Regions from separate parts of the Homo sapiens genome. Here region 1 is linked to region 2. Evidence: read pairs that join two places in POLR2A ChIA-PET (ENCODE). Cell type or tissue: OCI-LY7. All regions are shown on one strand. Links, peaks and the distances in the headings refer to the core of each region. The heading gives the core; the rest is flanking DNA.

Region 1 (5,343 bases), core at 1-5,000, 140 kb after region 2:
TTGTTCTACTGGTGCCTCCTGCTTTTGAACAGACTTTGTTTTCTAAAGTAGTTTCTGAAAACAACCTTATACTTCAGCAAGTCTCCTTCTCTGAGGATGAAGAAGCTGGGGTGTTTGGAATGCAGTGATGTGGGGAGCAGCTGCTCTGCACCTGTGGGCCTGAACGTGCACCTGGGAGCTCATGTGTGCACCTGGGACTTTCCTCGGGGCCAGTGGTGGCCCTTGTGGACCTATCCTTACATTTTTCTGTCCCATTCCCAGAAGGATGTAGAGAAATGTCTGCTTAGCAGCTCTGAACAATACATTAGCTTTTGTAAGAAGATTTTTTCTCTAAAGTTGGCCATGAATGGGCTGGGTTGGAAGGGGCATGTGTATATAGATGATGAGATTTATAAGAAGTTGAGGGGGGGATTAAGAGGTTTTTTTCTTTCTTGAGTATTAGAGAACTGCATTCCCAAAGGCCAAAGGGTGATTGAGTCCGTGGCACGTACACGTATAAATCAGTTTATAAGGGTTAGATGTGAATATTTCTATTTTTGTAATCTCCAAATTAGTCAGTATGCAGCGAGCATCTGAAAGATATTTGTAAAGAGTGGTTTGTTTGTTAAATCTAGAAGGACCTCACTTTTGTGAATCAGTGCCTCGGTTTTTTTCTGTTTTAAACTTTTTGTTCAAAAAAGAATGACATTTTTCTTCAAGCACAGATGAGACGTTGGCTTGCATAGGTTAGAATAGGAGAACGTAGCCGTAGCTTGACCTGATGATGAAATCAGACATGTGCCAGCCGACTAAACAGTAGGTGTAGGTAGGTTCCGACGTGTAGCCTGGCGATAACAGGGGAGTGCCTGCTTCCTGGAAACGACTGCCTGGGGAAAGTAAGCCCCACTCACATTATGTCCAGTTTCCAGCTCTCCGGTGCTTAGGATGATGCCCCAGACTCCAGCTTCTGTCTGTGTACTTTCACTGCTGCTTCATGGTCATCCCTGGTAGGGAGGTGGCAAGGCTGCTGGTTTTATGCTAAGGTTGGTCTCTGACTTTCAGGCTACGTTTGCGAGAGGAAGGATTTGCTGGTAAATGGCTGCTGTAATGTCAACGTCCCTAGCACGAAGCAGTACTGCTGTGATGGCTGCTGGCCCAACGGCTGCTGCAGCGCCTATGAGTACTGTGTCTCCTGCTGCCTGCAGCCCAACAAGGTATGGGGAGTTGATCCTGGTTCTGCGGCTCCTTTTTTCTTTCGGCCTCTGTTTTATGATGAGCATTAGGCTCTTCATGTGAGATTCCTCTGAAAATAAAACTTAGAAAGGAGCTTTGTAGGTGTCAGAAATTGCTGCACAATAGCTTTTATCTAAGGAAAGGAGGTGGTTCCCAGTTGCTTGAATGGTTCTTTTGCAGAATGGATCATTGTATTGCTAATCACATATCTAATGAATAAGATACCCAGGGTGTTTTGGCATGCACGTGTGTGCACGCGTGTGTCCTTTCCCCTCCCTCCTTTTCTCCTCCTCTTCCCCCCTTCCCTGTATCAGCATTCTCTTAGTTTAGGAGAGATAGCCAAGGTCACCTTGTGCTGGCTTAGGTAATTTATTACAGGCACTAACTTTTGTTTCCATAGCAACTTCTCCTGGAGCGCTTCCTCAACCGGGCAGCCGTGGCATTCCAGAACCTCTTCATGGCAGTCGAAGATCACTTTGAGTTGTGCCTGGCCAAATGCAGGACCTCATCTCAGGTCAGAAGCTGTGATGTCTCTAGCTGTGGGATGGCAGCTGACGGGTTAGAAGGAAACTAGAAAATACACACTGTCGATCCTTTTGGTGGGGTGGTAAGGGAGAAGAGACTCGAAGCCGTGTCACGCTTTGTTTGGTGTGATGATAGTATTTAAAATGTCAACGTGAGATTTATACAAGTTAGGGGAGGTGAAGCATTTATATTAAATCAAGGTCTAATCAACTGGCATCTCTTCTATGTGGTTGGTACATTTGTTCCTTAAGTGGAAGCTTAAAATTATTTTTAAGTCTGGTAGAGTCCTAATAGTCAGCTTCTAAGAGAAGGCCCTCCTCCCTGTCTTTGAAATTTGACTAAGGCTTTCCAGTAACCACTTGTTTAGAGTAAGTAGCAATTTGTTCTGGGATGGAGTCGCTGTTTATTTTAGGATTCAAGGGGATGAGGCAGGTGAATGTTTAAAAATACACGAATAAATCTGTAGGCTGTCAGGCTCTCAATACATATTAGCGTGCTGTCATTAAATGCTTCACTCTTTTGGCATTAAATATTATTGCACCTGCTGCTGAAAGCATCTGAAAGTCTTTTGCCTTTTCATCACTGTCTCCTCGGCTCTCAGCTATTGTGGTTGGGCAGTTGTCATAGCTCTCTTTGTAAAATCACCAGACGTGTTTATTATACAAGCACACTTCTTCTGGCTCCTATTCATGGTGTCTCTAAGATTTTACTGGCTTCGTCTGAGATAACGGACTCATTTGTCATTCTCCAAAGCTCTTGTACCCTTTGCCAGATTTCTGTAGTCCACCTTTGGATTTTATGCCCCTTCTCATGTCTCTGGTTTGTTCTGCGAGCATTCAGTATCATTGGGTAAATGTTTCAGGGATTATAATGAGCATTTGAAAACATTAAGAAATTCCTGATGGTCTTGTTTTGCTTGAAGAGCTTTCCACTTGAATGAGCTTTAAAGGAAATGAGGAGGAAGGCTGAACACATGACTCATTTTGATTCAGATTCTCTCTCATTCTGAGAAACGCTAGAAAAGGCGAAGTATTTTCTTTCCTTCACTGATAAAACCCAGGAATTATTTCCAGTCTTCAGTGAAGCTACTATACTTTAGGACTTGGTCTTTTTTACCATAAAAAGATTTCCCAATTGCCATTTGATTTGTTTTGATAAAAGTATCCCAAGAAAGAGAAGACTTGGCTATATGTCTGTTAAATTGGATGAATATTTACAAGTTTGTTGCTTAGCATTGGTCTTGGACTAATTAATGAATTCTAGACTAGCCAAAAACCCAAGTTGCTTGTATGAAAACAAATTGCTGAAAAATTAGCCATCAGGAATGATTGTCTGCTTTAAATCACACTTCCAATTTGCTTAGCCAAATGAGGCTTGCATGGTATTGTAGGATTTGGCTCATGCCCCAAATTTTTAGGTACATAAACTTTATGAAAGCAATTTAAAGTGCATCTCCTTAGTGTCTCTGCAGGGTTCCTTACGGGAACTGAGTGAAGCTCAGGATCAGGTGCAAAACACCCATTGGATCTTAGACTGTTTCAAGTAATTTGAGGAAAAGTAGTTGTCTTGAGTCACCAGGTCACAGCAAAGTTATTTAAAAACTCACTGGTGTACATAAAAAGAAACAGTCCCACAGCGATGTTATGTCTGTGTTCATGCTCTTCATTGGCATTCTGGGTTGAGCATTCTTCTTTGTTCCAGAAAGTGCCCTGGAGCCTTTAGTGACATTTGGAGATGGACTCGGCCAGCCCCCTGCAGGGAGAGTCTGACAGTCCCGATCCACTCTCACTCTTCCGAGAGGGAGGTGTGTGAAGCTGTGCTCGCTCTCACTGCGCTCTTATTTTCCTTTTGCCAACAGAGCGTGCAGCATGAGAACACCTACCGGGACCCCATAGCAAAGTATTGCTATGGAGAAAGCCCGCCCGAGCTCTTCCCCGCTTGACGGGTGCAGCGGACTTGCTCCAGCCTGGGTGAGGAGGCCCCGCTGAAGAACTCGCCTCCTGGGACCCAGCTTCAGCCATCGGGCCAGGCTGCAGGAAGAAGACAAAGGCAGCGTGAGGAAACCTTGGCTTTGACCCCTTCTCGTGTTGTCATCTTTGGCTTCGCTCACCACCCGGGCTTACCAGATGGAACTCTTCTGTAAAGCAGCTTGGCCCCTCCAGCCAGTCCCATTCGGGAAAGATGAAACCGGAGGCCGGGCTCACGGTGGTGGTGGAGTTCTTGGATGACTCAGCCCTGGGACCTGCACAGGGACCTGTGACTTGTGTTCATCGGGGGCCGGTGTCACTTCCAGTTTTGATCCAGGCTCTTTCACTGTAAAATTATTTATTGGATTCCTTTGGAGTAATGGGAACATTCTAATGTTTTATGTAGGAAAATGCCTTGCCATTCTAGTTGAATATGTTCAAGGAAATTATTTTTGTTGTTGTTCTGTGTTCTCGAGTTTCAGGAGTTAAATCATTCTTCCACCCAGATACAACATTTTCTCTTTTAGGACGTGAATATTCTCTCTAGGCAGTTATTTTTGTTTGTATTTCGACAGTATCAAGCATAGGCCCTGAACGTGACCTGTTAGCCATATCCTGACGTGTAAAATTATCTAAAAACTCAGACACTCTTCCATTCTAATCTAACTGCACGATTTCTAACAGTGGGCACCATGTGCCTGCCCTCAGGTTATTTTCCAGTGGTAGTCGAATGTGCTCATATACCCTATGGAGAGCACTGTTTTAGCAGAAATCTAATTTCTCTTCCTGGAGGAATTTGTTCTCATTTCTTTTGCCACTTAAAATTAACTGTGGGCTACTCAGCCAGGGTACAGTGGGAGCCTCAGGAAGGTCAGAGGCAACCTCCTCCCCTGTTCTATCAATAGAAACCCAACGTTGAGGCAATTCCTAAACAGACGCACCTCGTAGCTTGCTGTATGTGTTTATTCTTTATTGCTTTCAGCTTTGGGGCTGTAACAGGTACAAATATTTGGTTTCCCTATGATTTATAGAGAAGAAGAAGAAACCCAGCTTTCTATCAGAGCACTGCAAGAGAAGAGTCTTACACCTGCCCTCAGTGGGAGATGAGAATGGTCATTATGACTTAGAGAATGCTACACGTGTAGGTTGCTGGTGTGTCCTGAATCCACAGGCATAAAGCACTCCCCATTTTTCCTACTGTAATGCAGATTCTCCGGCTCAAGGTCTAGAATATTTGATCCTAAGATCAAGACATCATGCCCTTCGAATAGTACTGCTCTTTGTTTTCAGGAGTCACGTGAACACACAACTCTCCTATATTCCTCACGAACCTCAGGATTGAGCAAGGTCTTTGTAATTTTTTTGGTTCACTTTATTGACCTGGGAGCAAGGTGCTAATTCTGTGGTCAGTATTCAATGTTTTTTTCAGTGGAGCTTTTTCTTTGGGCCATATTTGCCTTCTAATACATTCCTGCAATATGTAGTGGTGATTTCCCTTAGCTTCCTCCTACTACCTCTTATACTCATCTCCCCAAATTATTTGCCTCCCTTAAATAAGTTTTCCTAGAAGGTAAGCTGGTCAGGCAATTTGAAAAATATTAGATCCCAAGAAATCTATTCCGTTTGCATTGGACTTCTC
Region 2 (5,371 bases), core at 124-5,123:
ACGTGGTTGCCTTCCTTTTCTGCACCTTGCGATGTGAACTTTGATATTCTGTAATGTCTGGGGCGCCAGAAGAGAGATGCCTGCTGTGTACTTAGAAACTATTTGCAAAGACTGGTGGGAATTAGCCCCAGCATCGGCCAACTGCCTGGGGATAGATGCTGGTGGAATAAGAGGTAACAGTGCAAAAGGCATGATAGAAAAAAAAAGTGAGGACTTGGGACCGATTGTGTAGGGGCAGTCTGGGATGCCTCCATTTCTTGACTCGTCCTAGCCTCTCCCTCTGTACTTACCTAGGTCGATCGCTAGATCCCACTGTCACGTCAAGAGAAATGGGATTTTTGTGTCTCTGGTGCTTCACTTAAAATTTTGCTGGTGCTAAGTGCGTTCCTGCTGGTGCTGCTGTGGTATTCTGTTGACAGACTTGGAAGGCCAGGGGACAAGAGAGATTTCTATTTTGCTGTTTCAGATTCTTTTTTTTTTTTTTTTAAGGGACAAGTTGCAAAAGTGCCACTTGAGAGTCTCTTCTCTTCTTCTACCTGGGGACGAATATCCAGAGGTGGTTTGGAGCAAACCTTGGGGTCTAGGAGGGAGGATGGCATTGAGAGGCTTGCTGGTTATGAGGCAGAAAGCTGACCTCATGCATGACTTGGTTGCTATCTCCCCCACCCCCACAAAAGTGTCCTCGGAGTTCAGCCCACAGCCTCCTCCACTCCCCAAGGGGATTTCAGGGTTTAGGTTTTATGGATTAAAGAGCCAAGAAATGGCTACATTCTGTTCAAAGATGATTTATAACCGGGGGATGTTGTGGGAGGGAGTGGGCCATTTAAATGAAATGCACCAGCATCTCACTGATTGACAGAGGTCTGATTTTTTTCCCCCCAAGGATAAGCTACTATTTTCAGAAGTTTCTAGAAGGGCTAAAAAAAGATGTGTGCTGGACGGAGACTTGGCTGCAAAGACTCTTCAGGGAGCAGTGATTATTTTTTGCTTTCATTTTCGAAAAATCCAACATAAGCAGGTATTCTTCCTCTGTGCAGGATACCACACACTGCCATTTTCAAAGCCGAGGTGGCGAGGTGTCAGGCTGCAGATTCGGACGGTCATTCTCCAAGGCTGGATTTGCAGGTCACCACCCGGTACCTATAGACAGAGGGTCCAGCAGGCTGGTTAGCAGACACCGCTCCAGTTCTAAGACGCCAGCAGTGGGATCCATGTTTAAGGTGGATGCGGCTGAAATGGGAATTATCCCCCCACAGGCTTTGCTGTACAGTTCTAAGAAGCCAGCAGTGGGATCCACATTTGTTAAGGTGGATGCGGCTGAAATGGGAATTATCCCTCCATAGGCTTTGCTGTAAATGACCAGGTCCTTTAGAATGTACAACCTCTCAGTGCTGCTGCAAGCTGGGAGCTGGATTTCTTTCTGTCTTCCTTTTAAAATCCGTTCCTTGTGTTTTCCTAAATAGCCCTTTAAAGAGAAATGCAACCCCAGGGCTGCTGAATGCCAGGGAAGACTCCCCCACCCCGCAGCTTTGAACTCAGCAAACCAAAAAAAAAAAAAGAAGAATAATGCTTATTTTGGGAGAACGTGTTTCTCCTCATTACTCGTGCCCTCCCCCTAGCTGATGTTTGCAGGGGACCCTCGCTTAGCTGGGGACTGCAGAGAGCAGTGGGTAATATTCCCACAAAGCTACGAACTTAGAGAAGGCAAATTCATTAGAATAATATGAAATACAGTCACTGCTTCTATTTAATCACTTTCTTAGCCACAGACTAGGGTCTTTCCAGCTCCCCCCATTTTCTGGGGAGGGGCGTCCATTACTACACAGCTGTATCCAATCACAGTTCTCTGCTTCTTTAAGGCTGTACCTTCAAGATCGTAGTGGGGGCATGCTGACCACCTGTAGACACAGGAGAAGATGAAAGGTGAGAGGATCCCTTTTTCAGCCCCGACTTGCCTACTGGCTTTTGATGTTTCCCCTGGAGGATACAAACTCCAAACGCTGGGGTTGGCATTTTGGGTGATTTTGATTTCAATGAAGCCACTTTGCTGAGAGAACTGGGGCACCCACGACCTCCTGATAGAGCTTCTCAGCCAAGTCCCTTGTAGATATTCTCCTGTTTTATTAGAGACCACGTATTTATCGAATCCTGACCTTTCCTTGCACATCATTCATTGGAGTGCACTTCTCGACTGCCCCGATTTTTGACACGGGGTTGTTTTTAATGCTTGTTTTTATATGAGATTTGACTTCTTGATGGACATTTGTATTAGGAAATTGAAGCATGATATATATGTATATATTGTCTCCACCATCTCTCCTGTTGTATTACTTGGATTGCATGAGATAGTGGGGTGGTTCTTGTTTTTTAAAAAATATTTCCACAGTGTGCAAAGTGCTGGCAACATCCCTCCCTCTCCTCCACCGCTCCCCCACTTTTCTCTGGCTGCCAAGGAGTCATTGATTTTGATTAGCTTCACTGCAGAGCGTCTGTGAAGAGAGAGAGAGAGAAAGGGAGGGAGGCTTTGAAATAAATTTTAAAAAAGACCTCATATCGGGTTTCAGCAGACAGCAGTGTGTGTGTGTGTGTGTGTGTGTGTGTGTGTGTGTGTGTGTGTGTGTGACCGTACAAGCAGAGGGAGGCCTCTGAGATCATCGTTTAGGTAGCTTGCTGCATAATGAGATGAAGAGACTTTTGCCTCTTCATTTCTGATGGTGCTGCTTGCTCTCAGAGAGTGGGGAGCCAGGAACCGCTGGGACTGGAGCCCCCGGGACTTCAACACTCCGAATGAGATCCAGTCCTTTCTGGAAGCTTCTCACCCCCACCTGATCTCCCACAAACAAATACAATCTCTTCAAATTTGGGGGTCCGTTTCCTATTCTCTTTGTTATTGGTGTAGCTTGAGTAGGAAGTTTCTCTGGGGAGCCCATTGGCCCCAATGGCTGCTGTCCATGGTCCTAGGCCGTGCGCATGTCCTAGACCCCAGTTCCTGTTTTGTTTTTTTTTGGGTTTTTTTTGGCCCTGCGCATCTCTTAGAGCCCAGTTCCTGTTTTTTTGTTCGTTTTTTTTTTTTTTTTTTAGCCGCCTTCATTTGGATACTGGGGACTTCTTTTCCACTTCTTCTTCTTCTTCTATTTTATTTTGAGACAGAGTCTCACTCTGTCACCCAGGCTGGAGTGCAGTGGTGCGAGCTCAGCTCACTGCAACCTCCACCTCCCAGGTTCAAGCGATTCTCCTGCCTCAGCCTCCTGAGTAGCTGGGATTACAGGCACCCACCACCACGCTCGGCTAATTTTTGTATTTTTAGTGGAGATGGGGTTTTACCATGTTGGCCAGAGTGGTTTTGAACTCCTGGCCTCAAGTGATCCACCTGCCTTGGCCTCCCAAAGTGCTGGGATTACAGGCATGAGCCACCGAGCTCAGCCTCCACTTCTTATTTTGATTCTTTTCTGTTTTGATGGTGAGAGGAAAGGGTGATTTACCCAATACTGTCACAGAAAAATGAAACTGTGACTGGTTTTCACAATGTATGTAGCTGATCTCATGTTCTCCTATTATTATGTTTCTGACAGTGATAAAATATCACTCTCCCTCCCTGGGGCATTAGAGGAGTCCTCACCCACCCACCTCCTACACAAGTATCTTTTAGGGACAGTGGCTCACCATTGTGGACTTTTTGAGTGTCCACCTGATATTACAAGTTGCATTGACCAGAACACAGATTTTGCTCTTCTGTGTCAATACCCATTTCTTTTCTGAAGGTCAGAAGTTGGTTAAGGGTTTGGGGGACCAGCTAGACACTCTTCTTAGTCCCATGGAGCTGACTGGAAGTTCCATGAGGGGAGGAAATTGATGTCAAAGTGTCATTTTAAAGCTTAAGCTGAAAGTTTATTTTTTAAATTCTCATTCATTCATTTAGCATATATTGATTGAGCATCTACAATGTGCCAGTTGTAGAATTCCATCTCAGAAGAGACTTGACTTGTGGATGGTGGAGGGGCAGTCCTGCTCGGAAGCAGATGATGTGAAATGTTCCTTTCCAGTCTGGTTCACGATGTTTAACAGATTTGTCAGGTCACCACTGTGACCCCAAGCTTTGCTGGCAGATTGTTATATAGTATTTACTGAGAGCCCTGCTATCTGGTAAAGGCAGTTAAAAAGCCTGCAATCTCGACTCATTTCCAGCATGAACAGACTGGTCCTTGCTGCTTTACACAATAATCAAAGCTACCTTTTATGGCGTGCTCGCCACTCCCAAGCACTGGGCGAAGTGCTTTACCCGTCTTCCCCTCCGCGATGCCTCATGCCCACTTTAGCAGATAGTACTGTTAGCATTCCCATTTTACAGTGGAGGAAGCTGAGGCTCAGAGAGGTTAAGCAACTTAGCTGAAGGCCACACCACCAGCGAAGTGCCTGAGCCAAGATTTGGACTCGAGTCCATGGGACCCCCACGCTCGTGAGCTGACTGCTCTGCTCCACTGGGTCCCTTCATGAGGTCGTCCCACAGCACTGCTAGTTCCAGGGCGAGTGCCAGCACATGGCCCCACTGGGAGCCGGGGCCTGACTTAGGTCTACTGGAAAAAGTGTCACCTTTGGGGACACTCAAGGACAGGCTGGTTGGTTTCGTTGTGGATTTTATATACTCATGCCCTAACCCTGTGTTCCTGGTTTCTATAAGGCCCCGGGGAAGGTGCAAGGAATTTGCAAATAGGGCCTGTATGACTTATTTCCTAGGACACGGGAAGCTTTTCTTACCTCCTTTCTACCCTCTTCTCCAACCTGAACTCCCAAGTTTCTTCTCCTGAAGGTCTTTGCACTATAAGCGCCAAGGAGCCCGTGTGCGTGGCAGGGGCGGCTGGGAGGGTATCTGGAGAACCTTAGTGAGGCCTCTGGCCTAGCCAGAGAGGCAATAAGCTTGGGGACGTTCCGTTCTGGGTTCTGACGTTGTTGGTTCTGACGTCGTTGTGCTCTTTTGTAAGAGGAATTTCATACCTTGGAGACGCTTTGTACATATTTGTAATGACTTTATTAAAAAACTGATTGTGCACTTCTAGCCAAAGACATTTGTGTTTTCATTTCCTTTTGGAAGGCTGGCCCTCATAGACTCTGGGAGTACCCAGCTGCATAACAGGGACAGGATCCCTGCCCCTGGCTCCTGCCTGCCCCAATGTTCCCTTGGGCAGAAGGCCAGACACTTCCTTCTCTCCTCTAATTCCTAAGATCCACCGCCCCGCCCAAACCCTGAAGGGAAGGACTGGCCTAAAGAATGCCCTTGGGTTGGGCCACAGGTTTGGGAAACTTGCCCAACAGTTCGAGGTGAGTGCACACAACCATAATTTATGCATGGTATCCTGTGGACAAGCCAATGAGG

What was found. Peaks named below come from ENCODE experiments on the same cell type or tissue, not always from the same donor. Only the 100,000 strongest peaks of a DNase experiment are listed, where the experiment ranks them.
Region 1: POLR2A ChIA-PET joins it to region 2 with 8 read pairs; 3 of 35 experiments call an interaction of 5 or more read pairs at or near these places.

Annotation. Positions count from the first base shown.
Region 1 is chr12:116,716,146-116,721,488 of GRCh38, reverse strand. It overlaps SPRING1 (SREBF pathway regulator in golgi 1), which reads left to right. Exons shown (of 5, transcript NM_024738.4): 3 at 1,042-1,193; 4 at 1,613-1,726; 5 at 3,596-5,343. The coding sequence ends at 3,679. Among named protein-coding and RNA genes, the nearest start is that of SPRING1, 19 kb to the left of the region's middle. RefSeq lists enhancers at 3,238-3,767, 3,768-4,297. In OCI-LY7, for the core only: no CTCF peak of the experiment used is centred there; a DNase peak (open chromatin) is centred at 122; H3K27ac peaks cover 496 bases.
Region 2 is chr12:116,855,826-116,861,196 of GRCh38, reverse strand. It overlaps HRK (harakiri, BCL2 interacting protein), which reads left to right. Exons shown (of 2, transcript NM_003806.4): 2 at 1-5,053. Among named protein-coding and RNA genes, the nearest start is that of HRK, 23 kb to the left of the region's middle. In OCI-LY7, for the core only: no CTCF peak of the experiment used is centred there; DNase peaks (open chromatin) are centred at 647, 1,936, 2,676 and 2,976; H3K4me3 peaks cover 3,781 bases; H3K27ac peaks cover 4,281 bases.